2 separate regions of the Homo sapiens genome follow, and region 1 is linked to region 2. The links are chromatin loops, found by intact Hi-C in ENCODE. Cell type or tissue: IMR-90. All regions are shown on one strand. Each heading gives the region's core, and the rest is flanking DNA. Links, peaks and the distances in the headings are about the cores only. Region 1 overlaps AVEN (apoptosis and caspase activation inhibitor). Region 2 overlaps RYR3 (ryanodine receptor 3).

What was found. Hi-C counts contacts between places; a loop is a spot of excess contacts. Peaks named below come from ENCODE experiments on the same cell type or tissue, not always from the same donor. Only the 100,000 strongest peaks of a DNase experiment are listed, where the experiment ranks them.
Region 1: it touches region 2 in a loop (2.4-fold over the local background); 1 of 110 quality-filtered maps calls a loop at or near these places.

What each region holds. Positions count from the first base shown.
Region 1 is chr15:33,980,584-33,988,922 of GRCh38, forward strand. The region is part of intron 2 of AVEN (apoptosis and caspase activation inhibitor); the gene reads right to left. The region is part of intron 1 of CHRM5 (cholinergic receptor muscarinic 5); the gene reads left to right. Among named protein-coding and RNA genes, the nearest start is that of CHRM5, 16 kb to the left of the region's middle. RefSeq lists enhancers at 4,633-5,156, 7,263-7,762. In IMR-90, for the core only: no CTCF peak of the experiment used is centred there; a DNase peak (open chromatin) is centred at 4,918; H3K27ac peaks cover 287 bases.
Region 2 is chr15:33,847,681-33,856,019 of GRCh38, forward strand. RYR3 (ryanodine receptor 3) reads left to right here. Exons shown (of 104, transcript NM_001036.6): 94 at 611-741; 95 at 5,365-5,407; 96 at 5,875-6,002; 97 at 6,709-6,769; 98 at 7,086-7,232. It also overlaps a transcript of AVEN not described here. Among named protein-coding and RNA genes, the nearest start is that of CHRM5, 120 kb to the right of the region's middle. RefSeq lists an enhancer at 5,302-6,501. In IMR-90, for the core only: no CTCF peak of the experiment used is centred there; a DNase peak (open chromatin) is centred at 5,111.

The DNA.
Region 1 (8,339 bases), core at 198-8,197, 130 kb after region 2:
GTATATTAAAGCCTTGGGCACTACAGTAGGTAGTCATGCACATAAGAAAGAAAAGGGAGTGACACACAGAAAAGAGAGGCAAGGTCTAAAGTGAAACCTGCCCCACAACTTGGCCCATTTATCATTATCTGTACACGGAGAACCCCAAATTACTTCTTGCTCTAAGCAGAGTGTAGGCAAGGACCTTAACTAGTTCCCAAATCCCATGTGTACCATATGCAAAACATTATCAACAAGAGTATGAAAATTACTAACTTGCAATACCATTCTGACTTCAAAATATAATGGAAAAAATACAGCTAAATGTAGCCTGCCCTAAAAATCGTATCACTAGAGCCTCCAATCAGAACTTAAAAAAGATTAACATAGGATTCAGAAACACTCTGCAAGTAAAAACTTTCTCACTTTAAAATAGAGATCATCAAATTGAAAAAATGCTGTGACTTGCTGAGGTCACACTGAGTTTTTATATAAACATACAATCACAACTTGATTCCAAGACTCCCCAGTTTTGGACAGCAACCCCTCTTAATTTTCTCTCAAAATTGTGGAGAGAAAATATCTGAATTAAGAAATCCAAAAGGTAATGTGAAAAATATTAACAGCGATGCCTTATCAATTTTCCTAAAAAATATGAAGCGGATGAATTTCATTTCACTTTCCGCATGCACAGTTTATAACACATAATTATCTTTTTGCTTGAGTTATTAGCAGTCAAGAAAAACTCATTTGCAAGTTAGCACTCCTGCGTACTAATATATTTTTTCCGGACTTTTCAGTTTAAATGAAACAAGTAGCAAGCATAAGAGTATTGCTCCCATTGTCATGACCAGATCAAAAGGCACCAAACTAAACATAACCAAGTTTTTTTAAGTAGCCAAAAGCTTTCTTCTTTTAACAGATACTAAAAATGGGGGGAAGGGGAGGAAACACAAGTTTCCCAAACAATGAAATGGCTCATTTTCTATACAATACACCAAAAGGGCCTACTGCTGCATAGCCAACTGTATGCATACCACAGGGGGCGAGAGTGCAATATAAAGAATAGTCATGGGTTTTGGAATCAGATTGAAAGGAATTCACACTGCAGTTCCATTACACACTAGTTATGTGATCCTTGTTACCTAACTTCTTTGAGCTTAATTTATCTCATCTATAAAATTGTCTAATACTAACACTGAAGGGCTATTTTGAATTTAAACAAAATGTATACAAAATACCAAATATCTAGCCAGGTACTCTATAAACAAGTTTTGTTTTTTTGTTTTTGAAACGGAGTCTCACTCTGTTGCCCAGGCTGGAGTGCAGTGGCGCGATCTTGGCTCACTCCAACCTCAGCTCACTGCAACCTCCACCTCCCAAGTTCAAGCAATCCTCCTGCCTCAGCCTCCCTAGTAGCTGGGACTACAGGTACATGCCACCATGCCCTGCTAATTTTTGTATTTTTTCTTTTTTTTTTTATTAGTAGAGACAAGATTTCACCACACTGGCCAGGCTGGTCTTGAACTCCTGACCTCAGATGATCCACCCGCCTCAGCCTCCCAAAGTGCTGGGATTACAGGCATGAACCACCACACCCAGCACTAAATAAGAGTTATTTTAACACATTTGTTAACACCTACATCTCTGCAGATGTAGAGCTGCATCTGCAGCTCTGCCCCCAACAAATTAAGCCAATCTAATTCAGAGGTTGGCCCTAATGCATTTTTCAGCAGTGCTGCCTTCTCAATTTCAAATTCCTATAAGATCACACCCTCTCCCATCCCAATCCAAACCCTAGTAATGACCCCAAGAATTACCAAATGCTATGCTCTGCCAAAAATAAAAATTAAAAAAGGAAAAAAATAAATGGAAGTATTTCTGATAATACTACTAAAATATTTTCTGGAGCAAAGCAATAACATATGGTTAAGAGGCCAAATCTCAGTCCCAATGGTCAAATTCAATTTGATTGACTGCTATTAACTCAGCACTGCCAAATCTTGATCCTTTTTTAAGATTTTACAATTTTTTTTAAATGCTATAAATGTTTACCCATATCTACCACTGCACTGACTCAAAATTTTTGAATTTAGTAATGGAAACAAGAATTTGTTTAGGTTATGGCATTTCCAAGAACAGCAGTAAAGAATGTAGTTATGTTGTACATCCAAATACCATGATGCTTTCCCCATGATGTTTTCCCCTTATGAATCGAAAAACACATCAACCACATTCTCTCTCTCTCTCTGGACCAGCCCATCTGGACAACACCCCTAAAGCAACAAAGGCTACCTTAGAATTATCCCAACTTCTGAGGGAGATCAGTCAAATGGTTAGCATGTCCTGGGATGACTGTTGGATCACTGGGACATGCCTCCTTCCTACCCATCAACTCCTGTTGGGATAATTTTTGAAAGACTGCACCTCTTAACTGCATGGACCATGACTGTCTCTTGCACAAGAAGCACAACATTAAGGCAGGTTTTTCTGAGCAACGGATTTTAGACGTGGATATATAAATCACTTGGGATATAGCTAACCATATACATATATGTCCATACTCTGTGTGTGTGTGTGTGTGTGTGTGTGTGTGTATGTGTGTGTGTATATATACACACGTGTGTGTATGTGTGTGTATATATATATATACATATATATACACACACATACACACACACACATATATATGGCTTCTTGGTAACCAACAAATGACAAAAGATAAAATAAGCTTTTTGTAACTGATTAATGAGGAAGAAATTAAAATCAATTATTGATGTTTCACCTTGTTTTACAAACGTACCCTCATTAACCCCATTCAGTTAACATAAACGCTTCCATTCTTCAAAGAAATTGACAGAAGGGTCAATGACACAAGAATAGCACCATTTATAATACAGATAGATCTGCAGTAAAGCATAAATAAAAAGGGCAAGTATTTAGTCATTATAACTTGACCTCTTGTCCAAGGCAATTCTTGGCTTCAGAGAGAACTAGTTCCCCTGAACTTTTAAGGAAAAACAGTATCTTTGCATAGCCTCAAAACATTATTTACTGTCATTGTTTTTAACACATGCCCAGAAATTCCTCCTTCCATGGATGAAGCTTACTCGCATCGTCTTGAGTGTGAGCAGGACTTAGTGACTCGCTGCTAGTGAACAATAAATGGAAAGGGAAAAACAGGGAGTTTACAGGGAGAAACCTGACGGAGGTTTCTAAGTGGTAACTAAGAGTAACTAAGTGATCAGAGTTAACATCATCAGCAGTAAGTCCTATAAATATTTTGTGTCCACTGACATGATCCAACAAGAAAGGTACATCATCTTAGGGTATTCTCCCCCAGAATCCATAATCTCAGCCTCATCATGAAAAAAAAAAAAATCAGAAAAACCCAAATTAAGGGACATTCTACAATATGGTCTACTCTTCAAAAGTGTCAATTTCAGAAAAGACTGAGAAACTGTCACAAATAAGAAGAGACTAAGGAAATACAAAGAATAAATGTAATGTGGTATCCTGAGTTAGAAGAGAAAAAGGACATCAGTGGAAAAAATTGGAGAAATGCAAATAAAGTCTGTGGTATACCAATGTTAATTTCTTAGTTTTGATAAAGATACCATGGTTATATAAAATAATAATATTAAGGGAAGCTGGGTAGAAAGTACACGGAAATTCACTGTATTATCTTTGTAACTCTTCTGAAAAATCTAAAAAGTATTAGAAAATAAAAAGTTTACAAAATAAGTAATTGGACCTTAATGTCATTTTATTAAGTTAATCTACATACAAGATATTCTGCAAACTCAGTCACTTTCCTCACCTGTTAGAATAGATTGATGGTAGGGTTTTTTTTTTTTGAGACAGAGTTTCACTCTTGTTGCTCAGGCTGGAGTGCAATGGCATGATCTCGGCTCACTGCAACCTCCACCTCCCTGGTTCAAGCAATTCTCCTGCCTCAGCCTCCCGCGTAGCTCAGATTACAGGCATGCTCCATCACACCCGGCTAATTTTGTATTTTCAGTAGAGACAGGGTTTCTCCATGTTGGTCAAGCTGGTCTCAAACTCCTGACCTCAGGTGATCCACCCGTCTTGGCCTCCCAAAGTGCTCGGATTACAGGTGTGAGGCACTGCACCCAGCCTATTCATAGTAGGTTTCTATATGAGTTGCTTTTCATTGAAGAACAAACATCTTCCCAGGACTTCGGTCTTTAAAAATGAGACAAACGTTAGTAGCAAACATAGGGACCTTTGATGCAGTAAATCACACCCAATAACCACAAATAACAGTTCATTCACTCATTCAGCAAGCTCTGTCATCATGAACCATGTGCCATGTCCTGTGTCATACACTAACAATGAAAAGATCTACCCTCAAGAGATGAACCAACCAATATTTTCACCTCAAGAGCAGTGGAATCAGAAAAGCCTCCTTGACCTTGACCAGCTGAACCTTTCCTGGGTTATCCCACAGCATTCTGTATCCCACAGCACTCTGTACCTGTCACACTGAACTGTATTTGTTGGTTTCCTCACATCTATATCACCTCACAAGAGATATTTGCCAATAACTATGCAGGGTCTGAGATTCCACCTTATCTGTAAGCTAACAGGTTAGCCTGTTACTGTTTCATGGGTGCTAGCAGAAGACATGAGACACCTGGGCCAGAGACAAAAGGTGTCTCTGGCAAAAGGAGTAGTCAAACTTCATGTTAATTTTTGTTGGTTCCTCATTGCCCCCGTCTCAGAGTGGTAATTCAAAGAGTCCTGTACATGCTGTGGGCTTTATTACAGGGAAGGAACACTGAGCTGAGTGTTCCTTTGTTACCAGAAAGGAACACTGAGCTGAGTGCATGCCCTCAGCTCAGTGTTCCTTTTTCAGTAAGAGTAAGTTCCTTGAGTAAGTAGAAGCAACCCTGGGGGAGATATTACCTCATCCCTCAGGGTTGCTTGCTGGAAACACAACTATGAGAAATTCAGACAAAGAGCAGTCAGAGCCTTGCATTCTTGACATACCCATCAGGAGCAGTCTGGGCCACTGCAATTCAGCTCTCCCAACAATATTCTGAAAGGCAGGCACTGTGTTGTAGGCATTTCTGTACCCTCAGCACCTGACATGATGCATGATACACCTGATTCCTTAGTGTTTGGTAAGTAAGTACCTATAAGCTAGAAATCTTGAGTTTGAAGCCAAAGACTACTGTTCCCAATTCTGTGGCCATGTACGCAGTCACTTAATCTTTTTAAGCTTCATTCTATTAATTTCTAGGAAATGTTCAAAAATAGAAGTTCAAGAAATGTTCAGTGAAAAAACTATCTCTAAGGATTCTTCTCTAATACTGAAAGGTTCATGATTCTCTCAAGGGCAGAATGCCAGAAAGCCCAGGTGCCTGATATCTCTCTGACAGATCTAACTCACATAGCATTCCCCCATGGAGGCAGAAATTCATGATGGCATAACAAATTTAGGATTCTATTAAGTTGATTTTTGTTTCTCAGGGTTATTTGTGAAAACCTCACATTTCACTGTAAATTTTTTTTTTTGTTTTTTGTTTTTTGTTTTTTGAGATGGACTCTCGCTCTGTCGCCCAGGCTGGAGTGCAGTGGCGCCATCTCGGCTCACTGCAAGCTCTGCCTCCCGGGTTCACGCCATTCTCCTGCCTCAGCCTCCCGAGTAGCTGGGACTACAGGCACCTGCCACCACGCCTGGCTAATTTATTTTTGTATTTTTAGTAGAAACGGGGTTTCACCATGTTAGCCAGGATGGTCTCGATCTCCTGACCTCGTGATCCACCCACCTCGGCCTCCCAAAGTGCTGGGATTACAGGCGTAAGCCACCGCGCCCGGCCCACTGTAAATTTTTATAAACTCTGTATAAACACAAGGCAGAAGACTCTACAACTACAGAATTTTAAAGGTAAATATAAAACCACATTAATTATCTACTTAGCTAGAAAGTAAGAGGTAAAGAAAGCAAGCTTTCTGAAACTTAATGATTTTTTAAAAACCAGCAGTAATATTATTAAAGACAATATTTTCCTTCATGTGCAATACACAGGATATAATAGATCATGACCATAAGGCTCTATATCAGGTTTTTGTTTTTGTTTTTTTTGAGACAGAGTCTCACTCTGTCACCTAGGCTTGAATGCAGTGGCGCAATCTTGGCTCACTGCAACCTCCGCCTCCCAGGTTCAAGCGATTCTCCTGTGTCAGCCGCCCGAGTAGCTGGGACTACAGGCACGTGCCACCATGCCCAGCTAATTGTTTTGTATTTTTAGTAGAGATGGGGTTTCACCATGTTAGCCAGGATGGTCTCGATCTCCTGACCTCGTGATCCGCCCACCTCGGCCTCCCAAAGTGCTGGGATTACAGGCATGAGCCACCGCGCCCAGCCCAGGTTCTTTTCAAGTGCTAAATAAACAGATAAAATATAGATTTACTTTTCCAAGAGGAATTCTCACCACAGGTTATGAAAAGCAGTATGTTGACATCCTCACCACTCAATGCCTCTAAATTAAACAGTATATATTCATAATTCATTAGCATTAATTCCATTCTCAGGTCACTGAAAATTCTGAGACCAGTGCAGTATTCTCACAACAAATTATGTGAGGATATTCTTTCCATCCCACTCCACATATGACAGTGACTAAGAATGTACAATGCAGTATCCCATATGTGCTTTATTCTTTTGCATATGTCACCTTTCTGTTGGAAAAGGTACATTTGAAGGTTTTTTCATTTGATAAACTAAGATCAAATTCATTTATTATGCTGGCTTGCTTTTTATTTAACAAAAGGGGAAGGGAAAGGGAAAGGCCAGGAAAGGAAAAGAGAAAAACAATGGACAGCCACCAGACAGTCTCTTGCCTCCACAGTGTTAGGATGGAATAAACCCACAGACTCAAGGTCTTCCCTACTCCAGCCTCAGATTACGCTCCACTCTCCTCCCCAGCTGCAGCCTCTGGGACCATCTCTTTGCCCATCCCCTTCTTCTCAGGCCAGCGAACAATGGTTTTTTTCTCCAACCATGAGCTCCCAAATCTACCAGAATTATTCCACTGAGGTCAAGGCTGCTGCCAGCTGCTTGGTCCACCTGCATCTGCAGGCCTCCTCTATTTATCTCTCTCTTTCTCTCTTTGGGCTTTTGTTTCAACTGCAACAGTGTGGCCCCAGAAGGCAGGAACCACTTCTGCTACAAGTTGGCAAACAAGCATGCCTAGAAGATTCATAATCAGCGCTGCATGCAGAAGCTGCCCCAAGATGAGTGGGATCACACCCTGGATGCCTAGGAAGCTTTCTGGCCCCATGGAAAACCCTAACCAGGTCCTGCTGGGTCTGCATGCCCTGGGTTATGGCCACACAGACCCACATTCTCTGTGACTGTCTACACAAGGAGGTGAAATGCATCAAGAAGGAAAACCACCTGACCAACTTCCATAGGCCAAAAGACTCACCCTCCAACACAACTGGGAGCCTCACAGTGCAGTGCCCTGAGGCCTGGCTGCAGCTCCCAAGCCTTGGGGCTTCTGTCCAGGTGCCTGCCTCCAGCCCAAAGGCAGCTTCTTAACCAACCACAAACCTTCTCTGAAGCTGCAGACCAAGTGTAAACAACACAGCTTCTTTTTTTGCAGAAACAAAAAATGTGTATCTTAGACAGTGATATACAATAAACATAGTTTTTTTTAGTTTCAGATAATCAACAATATATTTCGATTTTAATGAACAGTATCAAGTGCAAAAAATTCCAACCTTGAAGCCAGGCATACTTAAGTTTGAATCCTGATTCTGCTACCTAAGAGATATGAGAATTTTGTACAAATTGTTGAACTTTATTTCTAAGGCTTAGTTTCTACATGTATAGAATAGAGATAATGAAACCTACCCTATTAAGTTAAAGTTAGGATTTAATGAAATAGAGAATGTGCCCGTGTAACACATCTCACACACAGCCTGCAACTGGTAGGTTTCAGGAAATGACAGCACTGATGACCGCCATCAGCTTGTTAGCTTAAGGTCACCTGTGGTTGCAGGGTCACTAGTGGCCACAGGGCTCATTTACACACACACGTCTTGCCTATTTATGAAGCCTAACCCTTCTGAGGACACTGGGTGTGCTCACTTAACACACAAGTAAAACACTGTAGAATTATCGCAAAATTAAAAGACAAGAGAACAGAATTACAGGGTTGAAAAAACTCCTTGATAAATGACCTTGCTCTATCCCATGCAGCAAGAAGGACCATTGTTGAACCCATTTCCATTAAATGAAACCAAATCCATTTTGAAAGATTTTCAGTAAAGGTGATTTCCCAACTATCCCTTGGATGCCCAGTTAACACTCATAACACAAATGGCTA
Region 2 (8,339 bases), core at 187-8,186:
ATAAAAGAATAGAGAGTGATAGTAGGAAACAAGTATGCCACTACCTGGAAGGAGCTCTTTACGGACAGAATCTCAGGAAGAAAACTTCATACAGAAAGACTGAATCTTCTCATTCTAACTATGAGACCATGTTTCATTAACTGACCTTCAACGCCATGAGATAAATATGGCCCTGTACATTGAAGGGAGTTGGAACATTTCATCATATTCCTGTGGCTGGCCGATCTATTCTAGAATGGTTTATTGTCCTTTCTAAATCTTGGTTCAACTCCAGCCGAGGAGCCTTAGGAGTCCTAACTCATTCAACCCTGGGGCTCATCTAGGCGTGGCCTGCACACTAGCATGGGTCAAGGAGTCTAGTTTGTATTAATATTAGCCATCTAACTGAAAACTTAAAGGGTGACCCAAATCAGATCAGCTTTAAAGAGGTAGGTAGGTATTTAGCCAAAGAGATTCATTTGGCTTTGATCCCACAACTAGGCACTCTAAGAATTCCACTATAAGGAGATTGCTGCTCTGAAGTTGGAAGGTTAATTTGTGACAAATACCTGGGAGCAGGAGCTTTAATCACAAAGCCTGCTCTGAGTAACCATCCTCCTCCCACTCCTAGGTGCCTTTGGTGGTTTTCAAAAGGGAAAAAGAAATCGCCAGGAAGCTGGAGTTTGATGGCCTATATATCACCGAACAGCCATCTGAAGATGACATCAAGGGGCAGTGGGACCGCTTGGTGATCAACACACCGTGAGTGTCCCTCTACCCCAACCTAAAAAGGAGATGGAGTCTCTACTGTAAATAGAGTAACTCTTTCCTCCTGGCCTTAAAACTGGTTAATATAAACTGTCTTTTGATTTCTAGGACTTTTCTCCCTTGCCTCTTCAATAAAGCCACTTACTGCCCATCAAATACTTGTATAGACTTCTATTAGTTTAATGGGGACAGAAGATATTATCAGAAAGTACTGAATATATTTGATTTAGACCAGACAGTCCAGTACAATATTGCTTAAACTAGTTTTCCATGTTCGAGTCACACAGTGTTTCCAGGGCTTAAGTGGCCAAGGCGTCTAGAGATCAAGTTGATCAGCTTCAGCTTTTCCATAGCCTTCCATGGCACAGCACTGCTATAACTGCCATCTCTGAAGTCCTCTTTTTTTTTTTTTTTTTTTTTTTTTTTGAGACAGAGTCTCCCTTTGTTGCCCAGGCTGGAGTGCAGTGGCGCGATCTCAGCTCACTGCAAGCTCTGCCTCCCGGGTTCACGCCATTCTCCTGCCTTAGCCTCCCGAGTAGCTGGGACTACAGGCGCCTGCCACCACGCCTGGATAATTTTTTTGTATTTTCAGTAGAGACGGGGTTTCACCGTGTTAGCCAGGATGGTCTCGATCTCCTGATCTGGTGATCCACCCACCTCAGCCTCCCAAAGTGCTGGGATTACAGGCATGAGCCACCACGCCCGGCCTGAAGTCCTCCTCTTAACCAAATAGCCTGCTTGGTAAGAGACCTCGTCTTAACGTAAGATTGAGAGGCAATTACATGGGCAGGTAAATAGAGCCGTCTGGTAGGGATATGAAGACCTGTGGAGGCAAGCCTGCCTTCCTGTAGGCATGTGGCACTGTGGTGGGAAGAAGGAAGAGCACTGATTGACAGGCAGGTGACACCAAGGCTCTGACGCTTACTGGTCTGTGAACTTGCACAAGGTAATCAAGCCTTCTCAGCCTTAGTTTCCTCATCAGTAATAGAAGGATGAGAATATCATCCTGCAGAGGATTAATGAATGTATGTGTCAAATGCTTGGCAAATGCCTGGCACGTGGTAGGCATTAAGCTGTTACTCATTCTCTTTTCTTTCCTGTAACTATCCAAAAAGTGGCCATCACCATTAGCAAATGTCACACTCTAATGACAGTTGATTCACAAGTAAGTGACAGTTTCAAGATAAATTAATGTGGCAAAAGAAAAGAAATAGGGCCAAATAGTAAACAAAGGTGACTGTGTTGAAACTCTTAGGTGTGCCAATTAAGATAGGCATGTTAAGAAACAGCAACCCTGACTCCAGGGGAAGAAAGCTGTGTCCTATCCAAAGATGATCAGGCAAACTGAGAAGCAGCTCTGCAAAGGTACAACTAAGGATATTTATTTCTTTATATTCTCCAGAAAAGGAAGCCTCTTCCCTTAGAAGGGGGAAAATGTGAACAGGCACATCCTCACATCCTAAGTCTGTCCCTGCCTGCGGGTCCCCTGCCAATCTTCTCACACAAGGAAAAGCACTGTTTCTGATGCTTTGTCATTACATTACAGAAGTCTTAGACACTATTGAATAGTTTAATCCTTTGGTAAGCTTTGTGCAATCATCAGTAATGCCTGCGTCTTGTTATACAGGGGCATGTGGCCTAAAAGTCCCAGTAAGAAGGCAGTTCAATTTCGGCCAGGCACAATGGTTCATGCCTGTAATCCCAGCGCTTTGGGAGGCCGAGGCGGGTGGTTCATGAGGTCAGGAGTTCGAGACCAGCCTGGCCAACATAGTGAAACCCCGTCTCTACTAAAAATACAAAAAAATTAGCTGAGCGTGGTGGTGGGCGCCTGTAATCCCAGCTACTTGGGAGTCTGAGGCAAGGAGAATCACTTGAACCTGGGAGGCGGAGGTTGCAGTGAGCTGAGATCACACCACTGCGCTCCAGCCTGGGCGACAGAGCAAGACTTCATCTCAAAAAAAAAAAAGAAGGCAGTTCAATTTCTAGCAATGTATCCTAAGGAGATAATGAGACAAGTACACTAAAATGTCCTAACAAAGGTATTTCCCAATATTTTTTACTTAGAGTGGCTTAAACGTCCATGAGTAGGAAATGCATAAATAAATAGCTATTTTTTAAAATGTTAGATAGACCAATGTTTAATTTTTTTTCACAATGGCATCATAGTACATGTTCATGTTTTGTAACGTGCTTTTTTTCAGTTAACTGTATGTCATGGGAGCTTTCTTTTTAAACATTTTACTTTTATATTGTTAAGCACACATAAGAACATATAAAATGTATATGTACATTTTACAGTATAATTATAAACCAAAAAGGTTAAAAAAATAGAACATTACTGAGAGCTTAAAAATCCCCTGTATTATCCTCCCTGATTATATCTTCCCAACCCACAGCTATCTACATTTTTGATGTTCATTAGTGGTTAGTAATATTAATTCTTAAATAATTAGCAATCAGTGATATTAGTGATATTCATTCTCCTGCCTTATAGTTTTCCCACTTAGGTATTTGTCCCTAAATATATTTTGACTATTTTGACTATTTGGAACTTAATATAAGTGGAATTATACTATATACATTATACTGTCACTTGAATTTTTTTTAGCATTGTTTGGGAACTCACCTATGTTGATGTATATAGCTATAGTTTGTTCATTTTCAAAGCTGTAGCATTTTCCATTATGTATATTATCACATTGATCAATTTTCCTGACAGTAGATATTTCAACTTGTTTTCTAAAGTTTCTGGCTTTTATAAACAGTGCTACAGTGAACATTCTTATACCTGATACACAAGTTGAAGGATTTCTCTAGAGTATAGACCCAGGAGAGAAATTTGCTGAATAGTAGGATATGCAAAATGTTTGTCCCAATTTATGCTCCAAACAGTACTATATTCGAGTTTCTTCTTCTCTGCTTATTTGCTGGCACTTATTGCTGGCAGATAATTTTGCTGATCTAGTAGGTGTATAGTGGCACCTCATTGTATGTTTCCCTGATTACTAAATGGGTTAAGCATCTTGTACTTTTTCCCTGAACATTCATGTACAGATGTACTCTTTATTTATGCACTTTCCTTCTGAAGGTCTGTTCTCTATGCCACACTTTAAGGACTCGTAACAAGTAAAAAATCTGTTTTCTACCTTCAAGGAGTTTGCATACCTAGTCAGGGGACAAGAAATTCAGAATGCTCAGATGAAGGTAAGACCGCATCTATGAAGGGGTCATGCCCAGAGCCTGTGGTCCTTGGCCCTTCAGCATCACTCGTGGAATCTTCTGCTTAGGAGAAAATGCGACCAGGCTGAGTTGTATGTTACCATTTGTATAAATGATTTAAGAGAAAGGAGGTATCAGTGTGGCAGAGAGCGCATGGCTTGATTTTTATTTGTTTTATTTTCAATTTAAATGCAGTGCATAAAAAAATCAAGGAGCAATGTACAAGGAAGAAAGTCAAAATAATTGTTATTTTCATCCCCCAGAGATAAAATATTAGCAGTTTACTCTGTAACACCAGCATTTGTTTTTGCTTTCAAGTGGCATTTAAATGTTTAAGACAAAGAAACTGCTTTAACAAACCAAAAAAAAAAAACATTTTTTTTTAAATACTGCCACCCTGTTGGGGGAGAGGCGGCATGAGAGGTCAGTGAATAGTAGGAGGTCTCCATTTCCTTATCACCAACTTGGGTGGTCTCTGGAGAATAGGGAACTGTTGTGTTCTAGAACCAAAAAGAATGAATCAAATAAAGGAAAACAAAAGTAAGAATGCATGCACCAAAGGCCAGAGACTCCTAGGCTGCAATCCAGTCTTACAAGGAACCCCCCCACAGGAAGGATTCAGTAATTCTGGATAGGAACAACATATTTTCAATGGTTTTTGCAAGCATTCCTGAAGATGACAGTTCTTTCTTAACTTTAACAGTAAGAAATATTTGCAGTGGAGCTGGTACAAGCTACAGAGAGAAGAAAGATCATCTCTCTGGGGATGCTAGGGGATGGTACAGAACCATCTCCAAAAAAGAAAGGGATCCAACTCCTGGAGGAAAGCAGGCCCTGTGGCATTACGTGGGAATAGAAAATAGAGTGGAAAAACACTCAGCTTAAAAAATCCAATGTAAATAAACTAAAGGTGATTCCCAGACTGGAAACTGCATATAGTTAGGGACTTTATCTACACTTTCTACCACACCCCACATCCCGCATCGCCATTATCTACCCCAGTAGGTGACATAAAGTAGTGACTCATTGAATGGAATGCCTGTGTTTTCTGTAGCATTTTGTTTCTGGTTATACTGGGATTAGGGAAAGGACTTAGAAACATACAACTGTCTCTGTCTAATCTGTCATCACAATTCTTGGCTCCAAATCATAATTCTGAGGCAGAAACTGCCCAGTGGCCTTCTGAGTGTTTCAAAAGCCAATACAAAGTAATGAAGCCATACATGACTCAGTAGAGCCTGTGATGACTCTGAACTTCAATCAGATCTTAAAATTCTTTGGTGAGCAGGACACAAACCAGAAAGATCCCAGATCCAGGCACTCAAACTGAAACGTTTCTTGATGTGTTTTCCTTGATGTTAAGAATGAAGAACCAACCTTTTTCGTTTTGTTTTTCAGATCTTTTCCTAATAACTACTGGGACAAGTTTGTAAAGAGAAAGGTATGCCTTGTTAGTGGGGGTGAGTTCCGTGATCACCAAAAAATGTGGTGTATGTTTTTTAAGTTCTCCACATACAAACATGAGTAAATGTGATGCTACTTTTATGATAATATCTCAAGAAGAGTAAGTCACAGAAGGGGTTGGATATGAACATATGTAGGTTTTTGGCTTCATTCATATACTCATCTGCCTTAAACAAGTTAACACAGTCCTCATTGTTTTCTGCATAGTAGATGTTTTCTCCCCTGCAAATCAAGATATCAGTATCAGCTTAAAAAACAGTTATCATTTAATTGTCTTCATTGCTTTTTTCTCTGGGTTTTCTCTTTTTTCTGCATTTTGAACTATGTCTTCATCTACCCCTTGGAAGATTGCCCATAGGGCAGCAAAGCTCTGAAGACCCCAGAGCTAGAAAATATTTGGTGGTGGCGTGTGGCCTGAGCTCACCCTGTCATCCTTTGCTTCAGGTGATCAACAAGTATGGAGATCTCTACGGAGCAGAACGCATTGCTGAACTTCTGGGTTTGGACAAAAATGCTCTTGACTTTAGCCCAGTAGAAGAGACCAAAGCAGAAGCGGCTTCTCTGGTGTCATGGTACAAAAAGCTTAGGAGTTCAAATCCAAAGCAGCTAAAATAGATAGATCTTTGCTTTTCCATAGGAAAAAATCACAACCGTGTCTTTGTTCTCTCAGGCTGTGGTCTGGCTTAGGTGTTTCTTCTAGGTTCTAACACTGGGAGAGCACTGCCTTAAAAATTTGAAGACTAATACATTTTTATGCCCTATAGAGCTGAAAGATAAAGACTTAATTAAAATTTCAGGTTGGGCTGGGCGCAGTGGCTCATACCTGTAATCCCAGCACTTTGGGAGGCTGAGGTGGGCAGATCATGAGGTCAGGAGTTCGATACCAGCCTGGCCAACATAGTGAAACCCCGTCTCTACTAATAATATTTTTAAAAAGTAGCTAGGCGTGGTGGTGGGCACCTGTAGTCCCAGCTGCTTGGGAGGCTGAGGCAGGAGAACCGCTTGAACCTGGCAGGTGGAGGTTGCAGTAAGCCAAGATCACGCCACTACACTCCAGCCTGGGTGATAGAGTGAGACTCCGTTTCAAAAAAAAAAAAAAATTCAGGCTATGTGATTCAACTGTTCTCTTGTCTCATGGGGAGCACATACAACTTGATAAAGCTGAGAGCCATATTTAGGTTATTAAACCTGAGAGAAAAAACTTACTTTTTCCCCCTTATTGAGCACTTAACTACCTCTTGACATTTATAAGTTTTAAAATCACTTGTTCTTCTCTAGGCTAAGTTCCATAGACATGAAGTACCATATCTGGAAGCTTGGAGTTGTTTTTACTGACAACGTAAGTACTGCACCTGGAAAAACAAAATTCTATACCCCAGTTCAGGGATGCCACAGAGAAGCAAGCTATGCAGGATGCTCAGAAGGGTTCAGGGATTGCTTATCAAAGACCAAGAGCCTTATACGTGCTGGGGGAACACTTATACAATGGTATAAGGTAGATGGGGCTCACTTAGCAGATCTTGGGCCAGCTCACAGCACCTCAGCACCTAAACCCCCTCTATCCTCAGTGTGTCTCCCAAAATAAGAAAAAATGTTTTATAATGAGCACACTATGAGGCAAACATGCTTAAAAGTCTGCTTTCTTCCATTCCCAGTCCTTTCTCTACCTTGCCTGGTATACAACCATGTCAGTCCTGGGCCACTACAATAACTTCTTCTTTGCTGCTCACCTATTGGACATCGCAATGGGCTTCAAGACACTGAGGACCATTCTGTCATCTGTAACTCACAATGGCAAACAGGTATGGTTTCTACTGATGCAGAACAGAATGGACCTGTATATGCACAGGAAAAAAAGAACAGCAGGTAGTATACAGTATATGACAGGAAGGAATATGTCTTGGTATATAATGTACTTTTCTTGGCCAAACACTTCAACTAATGGTGATTGTTTTTGCAAAATTGTAGCCAATTAAAAATGTAACTGCAACCATCATCTAAAAAGCATAAGACCTTGATTCAGTGACCCCTGACATTTAGATCAACCAGGAGAGGGAGGGAGGTGATGGACATGTCAGAATGACCTTGGAGATCTTTTTTTTTTTGTGACGGTGTCTCGCTGTGTAGCCCAGGCTGGAGTGCAGCGGTGGGATCTTGGCTCACTGCAACCTCCGACTCCCAGGTCCCAGTTCAAGCAATTCTCCTGCCTCAGCCTCCAGAGTAGCTGGGATTACAGGCACATGCCACCATGCCCGGCTAATTTTTGTATTTTTAGTAGAGACGGGGTTTCACCATGTTGGCCAGGCTGGTCTCAAACGCCTGATCTCAGGTGATCCACCCGCCTCGGCCTCCCGAAGTGCTGGGATTACAGGTGTGAGCCATCGTGCCCGGCCGGAGATCTTTTTAAGGTCTACCCCTTCCTCCATGAATCTGATATATTCCCTGGGGGTTAGCAAGTAGACATACTGTACACAGAAAACTCCCCAGGTATTTCTGATATCTGCATCCAATTAAGAGCCAATATTTCTGATATCTGCATCCAATTAAGAGCCAATGATTTCAGATACACACACACATATGTATATGGTTGTTATACACATAGTACACATTTTATGTGTGTATATACATTATATAGTTAATACATATTATATAGTTAATATATAATCAAGAAATTGACTCTGACAATATATGGAAGACTGGATATTGATGAGACTGGATATAGCAACGGCTATAACCATATTAAAATCTTCTAATGGCTTCTCCTTGTATACAGATTCAAACTGTTTAGCATTTCATTCCTCATTAAGTACAAGTCTGTGTATGACAGACAGGCTTCCTCACATGTCCAAACCTTTGTACGGGAGAGGGAGAAAAGACGGAAGTTACAGTGTGCCAAGCTCATGCCGTGT